2 separate regions of the Homo sapiens genome follow, and region 2 is linked to region 1. The links are chromatin loops, found by intact Hi-C in ENCODE. Cell type or tissue: Caco-2. All regions are shown on one strand. Each heading gives the region's core, and the rest is flanking DNA. Links, peaks and the distances in the headings are about the cores only. Region 1 overlaps BMP3 (bone morphogenetic protein 3). Region 2 overlaps PRDM8 (PR/SET domain 8).

The links. Peaks named below come from ENCODE experiments on the same cell type or tissue, not always from the same donor. Only the 100,000 strongest peaks of a DNase experiment are listed, where the experiment ranks them.
Region 2: it touches region 1 in a loop (21-fold over the local background); 8 of 110 quality-filtered maps call a loop at or near these places.

The regions. Positions count from the first base shown.
Region 1 is chr4:81,037,168-81,042,548 of GRCh38, forward strand. All of the region lies in intron 1 of BMP3 (bone morphogenetic protein 3), which reads left to right. Among named protein-coding and RNA genes, the nearest start is that of BMP3, 9.2 kb to the left of the region's middle. In Caco-2, for the core only: a CTCF peak has its summit at 3,075 (motif pointing left); no DNase peak of the experiment used is centred there.
Region 2 is chr4:80,200,205-80,205,585 of GRCh38, forward strand. It overlaps PRDM8 (PR/SET domain 8), which reads left to right. Exons shown (of 4, transcript NM_001099403.2): 2 at 1-95; 3 at 1,086-1,317; 4 at 1,710-4,125. The coding sequence ends at 3,328. Among named protein-coding and RNA genes, the nearest start is that of PRDM8, 5.4 kb to the left of the region's middle. RefSeq lists an enhancer at 620-1,819 and silencers at 2,182-2,261, 2,722-2,821. In Caco-2, for the core only: a CTCF peak has its summit at 2,150 (motif pointing right); a DNase peak (open chromatin) is centred at 2,147; H3K4me3 peaks cover 1,238 bases; H3K27me3 peaks cover 139 bases.

The DNA of each region.
Region 1 (5,381 bases), core at 253-5,252:
CATTCAATAAATTTAAAAATATAAGGTTGTTTGTTCAGCCCCCTCATTTTACAGTTAAACCAACTGTCCAACATACTATTATTTGCTTTTCCTTCAAAAACCTTTCTCTTTAGTTGCATGAAATTAATTTAAAGATGAATTAAGGGTAATTGCTGTACTTGGTGTTAAGTGAAATGGTTTTCAAGTAGAGAAAAGATTATTAGTGTTTTGTTTTTTCTATTACCTAAAGCTAAGTGTTAGGTGATCTAACTTCCATGGTTGGCTGAACCGCTAAGAAGTAAAGTCATCTAATATTGCTATTCTCAGTTTCTTCATCTATCAAATGGGTTAAGTTATACCTCCTGTGCCTGTCTCACAGAAAGATGGTGAAACTCAATTGACAAAGTGAATGCAAAGATGCTTTAAAAGTTTTGAAGTCCTATATAAATTAGGTATTCTAACATTCTTAATATTTTGAGATTATTTCCCTCTGGCTTTCCACAAAGCATTAAACATATCTCAAATGTTGATAATATGTACTTGTCTGTAGCACAGATGATGATGTAAAAATAGTTAGTAATCATCTGTGCAATCTATGATATCCCAAACCTATATTCAACAAATGTACTATTTTCTGTCCTGACCATGGTGGCTGAGGGGTGTAGGGTTATGCTTTTTTAGAGAGATTTCTTGAAGTTAATTGTTCTCAAAGTATAGTTCGTGGACTAGCTGCATCAGTATTACTTAGAACCTTGTTAGAAATTCTCTAGCCCATACTAGACCCGCGGAATCAAACTCTGGTGACGGAGCTCAGAAATATGTGTTTTAAAAAGCCATCTACAAGATTCTGATCCATATTTGAGAAACACTGCTCTAAGCTTCTGTCCCTAGAGTTTTGAGTATTTTATATCAAAACCAGCCTCTTAAAATCTAGAATTGATTATCATGTTATTCCTGATCTCATCTGGCCCTTTTAGTGGGCCTATCCATAAACAAATGGTTTATTGACTTATATAATGGTAAGCTTTTTAAAATATATACCTTAGAAGGTATATTACTGCCTTTATGATGGTTTTGCCATAAAGAAGTCTTCAAAATAAGTTAATCAAGACTGCTTACCCTTCACTCATAGCTGCAGAGAGTTTATGATATAATAAATTTGCTAGAAGAAAAATATGGTATGAGCAGGGGCCTACAAAGCAAGTCCCTGGAGGACATGGAGTCTATCTCAATTCATCTTTGTGTTCTGAGGACCTAGCACAGTTTGCCATGTAGTTGACACTCACTAAATACTTCAGTTGAGTTGAGTTACATATTCAGGAGAAAAGATGAGATAGTTCAAAAGCTATCAGCCAGGCAAATATCCTTTAAAAATAAACTTGCCTTGAAGGAATTTCTTATGGGGCATTTTACCATTTATATATTAAATGGCAATACTATTCTACTTCATATACAATGATTATAATAATTCTTTTCTAATGAACTGAAAGGAAATATCATATGGTATTTATACCCAAGAAGGGCTCTTGCTGATTTTGGGAACTTGAAATTACTTGAAAGTTTTTATGCTTTGGTGTTAAGTAGGAAACACTTTTAAATCTGTTAAGTTTAGAGAGTTGTTCATTCAACACACCTAACAAATACCTTTTGGGACTTAAGTGCTCCAGGCTGTGTGAAGTACTAGGAATTCAAAGATCTATAGAACATAGGTCTGCCCTCTCAGCACTCACAGTCTAGGAATGCCTTTGGGCAGAGGCTAAGAGTAGATAAACTGATTAATGAACATTTTACTATTCTAGAAAAACATACATCATATCATCTTTGGCTGTTTTTACTTTGGACATAGAGAATGGTTGTTTTGAGGTCCCATAAAGCACAGTCATTTGACTGGGACTATGAAGGAGAAACACAATTCTATGACTTTGTGTTCTTTGTAGAATTCTTCCTTTTGCCTGTGCCTGAAAGTTAAAGGCAGCACAGGGATGCTGCAATCTTGACTAAGTAATCTGCAGCAAATATTCAGCCAGTGACTGAGGGTGGATGTGTCCCTGTCCTAGGCACCCCTGGCATTTCTAGCAGCTGTATTTTGTTTGAAGAAAGAAGTTGGGGCAGCGGGAGGTGGTTGTTCTTTGTCACATATTTTCTGTATGACTAAAATGTTTTCCCTGCTTCCTGGGGATTTAGCTAATCATCAAGATTTCATTTAGTCTATTTGTTTTAAAATCAGACTTTACATAGAAAGCTTTCCATTGTATGTTCTAATTCCCCTTGCAAACGTTCTGTGTGGGCCAGCACAAAGGTGAACTTCCCCTTACCACTCCCTGGACACAGCCTCAGCTACTCCTGGAGAGGCACTGAAGTGTTGCAATAGCATGGCTGGCCTTAAGTCCCGAAGTCAGAACCCGACTTCCTGAAATGAGTCCTTGGTTTCATCAGGTTCAAGTGCTTTGTTTTTAGATAAAAACAGAAATAAATCTTCTACCTTTATATAATAATCAAACTCCTTTTAAAACGCCTATCTGACTTTCTCTCCAAAGTCAATTGCTAGCTAGCTTGCTAACTCCTAGGGTCCTTCATGTTTGCATTTCTCTAATGAGTAGGTTGAACTAAATTTGCTCATGCATATAAAAAAAGCTTTAGGGTCAAGCCCTGTGTTGGAGGCTGAAGAGTCTGATATAATTTAGAGCCTTGTCTTTAAGGAACTTATGGCCTTAAGAAGGAGCAAAGGTGTAATGAAAATGGTAATAGAGGCAGGATCCTAGCCAAGGAAATGGGTTGTCATGACAAGCTTGCATCCAGGAATGGTATCTCTGCCTTGCCTTAAAAAACAAATCTGGATTATCAAGGAGAAAAATCGTGGGTAGAGACATTGCAGAGAGAAGCAGCAACAGGTGCAAAGTCCCAACAAGTGTGTAAAAGAGAGTATAGCTTGTTCAGAAACTCACCTGACTTCCAACCTCCTTTTCAATTCTCAGGTGTTAAAACTCTAGAAAATTCAAAATATAAGATTATAATGCTAATGGTAAACCCTAACTAGGCTGCAATAAATACATTCCCATGTGCCAGTGCCAGCAAACAGTAAGAAAATAGCACCACCTATTGGTAGTCACATTTTGGCATCAAAATATTTCTTTGGGGAAAGCTAGAAAACAAAGCCGGTTATAGTTACTTGCAAGGGATGAGACGTTCTCTCGTTCACTTTCACACTCTACTCTACCATAAAAACATCCTCCTGTAATAGTCTTGACTTACCTCCAGTTGCCCCAGTCCCACAGATGGATCTCACTAAGTAAAACAGTTTGAAAGTCATGACTTATATTGGCTTGGATTTGGCCTCCATTTAACTATCACCGTTAGACTGCATTCTCATCTTTGACACTGGAAAGAAAAACCCTGATCTCTCCACAGTCCCTTAAATATTGGAAAATAATTCTCATATCATTGCTAAACTTTTTTTTCTCCCTCCAGGCAATGTTTTCTTATTTATTCAACTCAAATCTATGAGATAGTTTCCAGACCCCTCAACATCTGGGTTACTTTCCAAGTTGCTCTCTTCTGCATTAATAAACTGGTTACAATGAGAGCACCCAAAATGAGGCATGCAATTCCAGATATATTTAGATGATCAGTGTAGCATACAATTAATATTTTCTAGTACCGAATACTATCCACAGCCTAAAAACGCATAAGTATTTTTTGTAACCTGAAAAAATCCACCCTTTTTTTTATCATTATTATATCGGTTTGCTCTTATTAATCAGGAAGTACACTTCAGGTTTTTGATTCAATCATTCCCAATAGATAAGTATCTGAATATTTCAGAAGACTAGAAAAGGTGAATATTAAGGTATTTTTTATTTACTGATATTCAAACGTAGATATTTGTGTGCATAGATAAAGCTGTGCTACAACTCATGGGGAAGAGAGAGACAATGCAAATCTTCTGTTCATAAGTATGGAAAGTTACTCACCTTACAAGTTAATATAAAATCTAAAAAGTAAAAGAGCATGAAAGTAATTGAGTAGATATTATCATGCACTGCTATTTGCAGGAAGCCGTTTACCTCACTCTTATTTACTTCTCTATATACATTCACTTGACCCCATGCTGCTCGCTTATTACAATTTTTTTCATCCATTGTAAATGCTCAGCAACTATTTGTTAAGTTGCTTTGGAGAGAAGATCATTAACTTACACAAAAATAAAGTGTTTTAGAATCAGAGAAGGCAAAAATAAAGTATGGGTTAGAAAAGTCAAAGTCAATGAATGCTTTGTGAAATGGCTGATAATTCTAGCTTATTGTTTTGCTTCTTGGTTTTTTTTAAACCCAGGAGGGAGAGGACCTAGAACAGGCAGAGATCCCTAGCCTAGGTGGAAATAACAAGAGCAAACACATCAAGTGTTGGGCATAACATAATGCCTTTGGTTAGCCTTCAGATTGGCCATTCCTTGCTCAACTTGGATGACTTAGACATTCACTAGAACTTCAATTCTATAGAACTACTAGAACTTCAATAACTAAGTTAATTGTAAGTATTTTTATATTTTCTATTTAAAACATTGGCAACATTTCTTTTGCAAAAGCTTCCAGACATACAGCATTGCATACTGCTAGAATGTGTTCCTTCCATCCCCTCACCAAGATTTCTTTCTTCCTTCATCTTTAAAAGTCTGGTCCAAAGATTACTTCCTACCTGTGTGTTTCTTTGCCTCTACCTGGGTAAAGTTAATGGCTCCCAATTCTGCTCCAAGCATAGCTAACACCTTCGGCAGCTTGTATTATCATCATGGCATAGTCTTTTTTTTTTCCTTTCCATTTTGACTACAAAACTAGTGATTATTCTAGACCACAACCATCCAATAGAGATATAAGGGGAGCCACAAATGTTAGTCACATATGTAATTTAAAAATTTTAGTAGCCACATTTCAAAGTGTGAAAAGCAACAAGTGAGATTAATTTTAATAATATATTTAATGCAATATAGTTCAATAAAGTCACTTTAACACACACTGGCTTAATATAAAATGTATTGCTACGATATCTTATATTCATTTTCTTACCAAGTCTTCAAAATTCAGTATGTATTTTATACTTACAGCACATCTCAATTTGAATGTAAGTGGCTACATACTATCATACTGGAAACCACAGTTCTAGTTAGCTAACATTTATTGAATACTTTCTGTGTGCTTTATGTGCCTTCTCTCAATTAATCCTCGCAACAACTCTATAGTTGCTACTACTAGACCCACTTTATAGATAAGCACACCAAAACTTAAAGAGCTTAGGTTATTTGTCTGAGGGCTGCTATTGGTTGTAGTGAAATTGCAACTGGACCAACAGGCTTTGACTTCATAAGAAAGCACTGGTTTAAAATGAGAGCCATTGGAAGAGGCAGT
Region 2 (5,381 bases), core at 89-5,088, 840 kb before region 1:
GTCCCTGTGTCCTGAGCCATACTTCCCTATATGACAGCATAGCTTTCATAGCTCTCAAGTCTACTGACAAGAGAACAGTACCGTATATCTTTCGGGTAAGTCTCCACTGTAGCTGTGTAGGTGTATGAGGGTAATGTCCTGTTGGAAATGGACTAAAAATAATTATAATGACAAGTGGAGATAGGTTTTGCCTGTGGAAAAATGCAATAATGCAAGCAATCCCATTTCACACATCAAAAATTAGAAAAGGAAAATTAAACTCAAATTATTGTCAACTGATTTTTTGGAATAAATGACAAAATTTGATTTGGAATGTTAGAAATATCTAAATCAGTGCTTCAGTTCTGGATTATCCTGGTGATGAACACGACTTCCTAAACTCTGGGAGATTTCACTGGGGTGGAGGCTATTTGCATACTAACTAGTTTCTGCAAGTTCTTTGACAAGTATTGGGTACATCTGCCTTCCATTTGAGGAGGCTTCTTCATCCCCTAAAGATTAGTTTCTTTGGTAATATTAGCTAGTGCCCAGAGTTTGTATTTAAATAAAAATGTTTATGGTTTTGACAGTAAAGCATCATCAAATCCATATGTCTGAATTGGAAGATTCAGACCTCTCATTTCCTATTCTTCTTTACAAAGAAAATCTATTAATTGTTCTAGCCAAGATTAGGAACATGATTGCCATAGCATAATTTCTAAGATCTAAGCTTGCTTTATTTCTGAAACAAACAAAATTCTCCATACCTTTGTAATGTGGAATAACTTAGAAGTAAACTCTCAAGGGGTTAACACTAAATTATAAGAAGAAATTTCCTCATTTAGTATTCAACCAATATATAAAAACGGTGACTTAAATAAACTATATGATTGATGCAGTGTTTCAAAGAATGGTTATCTTGCCTAATGGTTACAAACATGAGGACAGGTCCCAGCTTGGGCCAAACTTTTGGAAGCGTGGTCTCAGACAATTTTTGGAAAAGACTAACATAGAAGAAATGGTCTTGATTCTTCTGATTTCATTCCCTCATGAGGGTCCCTCTCCCCCTCTCCTTCTTGTCTTCTTTCATTTATTTCAAACCGCAGGTAGACACCTCAGCAGCAAATGGTTCCTCAGAAGGTCTCATGTGGCTGCGGTTGGTCCAATCGGCCAGAGATAAGGAAGAGCAGAACCTTGAAGCCTACATAAAAAACGGACAGCTGTTCTACCGCTCTCTCCGCAGGATTGCCAAAGACGAGGAGTTACTAGTTTGGTACGGGAAAGAACTGACTGAGTTACTCTTGCTCTGCCCCTCTAGATCCCACAACAAAATGAATGGTAGGTTGGCTCGCGACCGGCGTGTGGGCCCTTAACTAGCGGGGGAGAGACGCAGGGAGCGGCAGGGGCTCACCCGGCGCGTTGGCGCGCCTTTCTTCCCTTCGGGTGTCTCATAGGAAGATTCTGAGATGTAGTCTGGAATGAAGTTAAACAGATAGGTGAGGATAAAGCGAGGAAACTTGCTTGTTTGCTGTATTCCCTCCAAATCAGGAGGGAAAGTTAGATCAGGTTGGTCATTCTTTTCTCAGGCACTCAGGCCCTGAGAAATGAAGGTGGATTTGTCAAGGGGATGGTGGCAAACTGGCTTGGGGGCGATGCTGAGTAATCATGTGGTGTGCGTGTGTGTGTGTGTGTGCGTGCGTGCGTGTGTGTGGTGTTTGCTCACTAAGCAGGGTCGTCCCCTTACACATGCCTGGAATGCAGCCAACGTTTCCAGTTTGAGTTCCCCTATGTGGCGCATCTGCGTTTCCGCTGCCCCAAGAGACTTCACAGCGCTGATATAAGTCCCCAAGACGAACAAGGCGGCGGCGTGGGCACCAAGGACCACGGGGGCGGCGGCGGCGGTGGCAAAGACCAGCAGCAGCAGCAGCAGGAGGCACCTTTAGGCCCGGGTCCCAAGTTTTGCAAAGCCGGCCCCCTCCACCACTACCCATCCCCCTCCCCGGAAAGCAGCAACCCATCCGCTGCCGCCGGCGGCAGCAGCGCGAAGCCATCCACAGACTTCCACAACCTGGCCAGGGAGCTGGAAAACTCCCGGGGAGGCAGCAGCTGCTCCCCAGCCCAGAGCCTCAGCAGCGGTAGCGGCAGCGGCGGCGGCGGCGGCCACCAGGAGGCGGAGCTGAGTCCCGACGGCATCGCCACGGGCGGCGGCAAAGGAAAGAGGAAATTCCCGGAGGAGGCGGCGGAGGGCGGCGGTGGCGCTGGTCTGGTAGGGGGCCGGGGCCGCTTCGTAGAGCGGCCCCTCCCGGCCTCCAAGGAGGATCTGGTGTGCACACCGCAGCAGTACCGAGCCTCGGGCAGCTACTTCGGCCTGGAAGAGAACGGCCGCCTCTTCGCGCCGCCAAGTCCCGAGACGGGCGAGGCGAAGCGCAGCGCCTTCGTGGAGGTGAAGAAGGCTGCCCGCGCGGCCAGCCTGCAGGAGGAGGGGACAGCCGACGGCGCGGGAGTCGCCTCCGAGGACCAGGACGCTGGCGGCGGCGGCGGCTCCTCCACGCCCGCGGCCGCGTCACCGGTGGGCGCCGAGAAGCTGCTGGCCCCGCGGCCTGGGGGCCCGCTGCCCAGCCGGCTCGAGGGCGGCAGTCCTGCGAGGGGCAGCGCCTTCACTTCGGTGCCGCAGCTGGGCAGCGCGGGCAGCACCAGCGGTGGGGGCGGAACGGGCGCCGGGGCCGCAGGCGGCGCGGGCGGGGGCCAGGGCGCCGCGTCGGACGAGCGCAAAAGCGCCTTCTCGCAGCCAGCACGCTCTTTCTCGCAGCTGTCCCCGCTGGTGCTGGGCCAGAAGCTGGGCGCGCTCGAGCCATGCCACCCCGCCGACGGCGTGGGCCCCACCAGACTCTATCCCGCCGCCGCGGACCCTCTAGCGGTGAAGCTCCAGGGGGCCGCGGACCTGAACGGAGGTTGCGGGTCCCTGCCGAGCGGCGGCGGCGGCCTGCCTAAGCAGAGCCCCTTCCTGTACGCCACCGCCTTCTGGCCCAAGAGCTCCGCTGCCGCTGCAGCCGCGGCTGCGGCGGCGGCCGCGGGGCCCTTGCAGCTGCAGCTGCCCTCGGCGCTCACGCTGCTGCCGCCCTCCTTCACCTCGCTGTGTCTGCCCGCGCAGAACTGGTGCGCCAAGTGCAATGCCTCCTTCCGCATGACCTCCGACCTGGTGTACCATATGAGGTCGCACCACAAAAAGGAGTATGCGATGGAGCCCTTGGTGAAGCGGCGGCGAGAGGAGAAACTCAAGTGCCCCATCTGCAATGAGTCCTTCAGGGAGCGCCACCACCTCTCCAGGCACATGACCTCGCATAATTGACTCGGAAAGGACCCCAGCTTTCCACGCGCGCGCAAGCACAGTTAAGCCACCTGCAGGAATAAACACGCGAGAACATCCACCGCTTCCTTGCACCCCGAAACCCTGCACAAAGACACATACATTCACCGCCCCCCCGCCCCCCCAACGCGCACACACACGTCCTCTCCTCCCAGGAACCTCATTCAAATATTTACCCGGGACACACACCCCCCCCCACACACACACACAGACACACTCACACACAAGAGCCAGGATGGTGGAGTTTTGATTGGGTGGGTTGTTTGAGGGGGTTTTCTTTTGAATGCACGCATTTTCACTTTCCCCAAAACAAAGGTACATTTTTTAAAATGTCATATATTGCAACATATTGATGCATTTGTCATACGTTTCTACTTAAATTATTAAGCACTTACGATTTAGATGTAATAATTATATGTAAGGGCAAAATTTATTTTAGATATAAAGTAAAGGAGGAGGGTGAGATGCTTTCTGCATTTCTTGATGACAGTTTGTGTTCCTACAAAAATAAACAAAATGAATAAAAAGGGATCACCATTCAATTTGAGTTTCCAGGGGGAAGTGCATGTATAATGAAATGATAATGGACTTCAATGAAGAATGTCATCAATTATGTACATATGTATTTTCTTTTAATACAAAGTGTAATTTTGTGCCAGTGAAATGGAGTCTGAATAGTTATGTGTTTCTTTTATCCCTGGAAATATTTATTAAACTTTATAGTTTATCCGAGTATGTTGGATGCTTTGACAATAAATGACTATTTTCTTCAAAGCAAATATTTGGAAAGTTTTTAAATTTTATCGTTGTAGTTAAGGACTATACTTTGAGTAAATGTCACTTATTTTCACTGAGTTCCTGAAAAGAAGGGAAGAAACAGCATAAGAGAGAATGATAAACCTGGCACCATTTGCATTTATGTACTCTAAGCCAATTTTGAGCCTAAAAGAAGATAAGTTTTTATTATCACTTCGAAAATATTTAGCTGGAAAGTGTTGTGCATCTTGATCAAAGACAAATCATTTAGACAAAGATGCCTGCCATGCAGCTAACCTGTCACTGGGACACCAGCATTCTTTTCAGCAGCAGGATAATTAGCATCTTCACAAATGGTCTGAGACAAACAATGTTCAGGCTGGGATCTGTGAGACCAGATGAAAAGCCCACTTTAGGTTCTACTAGTGATGGCTAAATAGAAGGGTATCTTGTACTCTAATGTCATTACAATGGCATTCTGTCATAAGCTATTTAGAGATCCTGTGGGGAGTTTCCCTAAAAACCAAGGTGGAATGACCGTGGTTTGATCATGGTCTATGTATTGCAAGGCCCATCTTTCCTTCTAAAGGCATGGACAACTGTATAGCCTCTGCAAAAAACGCGTCCTGAAACATTACAATGCAGAAAAACCTGACGATTGCCCTCCTCTTTCTACTCTTCCCTTTATGAAAAGTACTTCTGTACTCTTTACATACTGATAACTAATTAAATATTGAGTGTAGAAAGTCTAGGTGTATGTGATACGACCAGTAACCATTAGACATAAAACCAAATGAACGATAATTCTTTAGGCCTTAGGATAGCATGCACTTAATCCACAGGCATCTTCATAGTCACTCTGGAAACAGGCACTGCACTGGTTTAGCTATCACAGGAGTTGTCTCATTTTTTTTCTCCTTTCTTCACATCCTGAAGACTCTCCCCTGTATATGAAGGTGGAAGCTTGTGAAAAGGTCTGACATGGGAAGTGTATACAAGGTCTCATTACAGGCTTTGCAATGGTTTTCCCTAACAGGATATTAAAGCCTTCATTATTTTAGGACCTCTACAAAGCAAGTTATGATTAGGGCAGGGAGCAGGTTAAGAGTAGGTATAGAGCAAAATGATGTACCTATTGGGAATGTGACCTAGATTGCTAAAAAAGCAGGTGTGGTTCTTTAAGATCATCCAAATATATATATATATATATTTGCTACATTTCTTTGAGGCCTGCTCTCAGTTTTCCTAGGCAACATTTGGATGATCTGAAACACTAAAC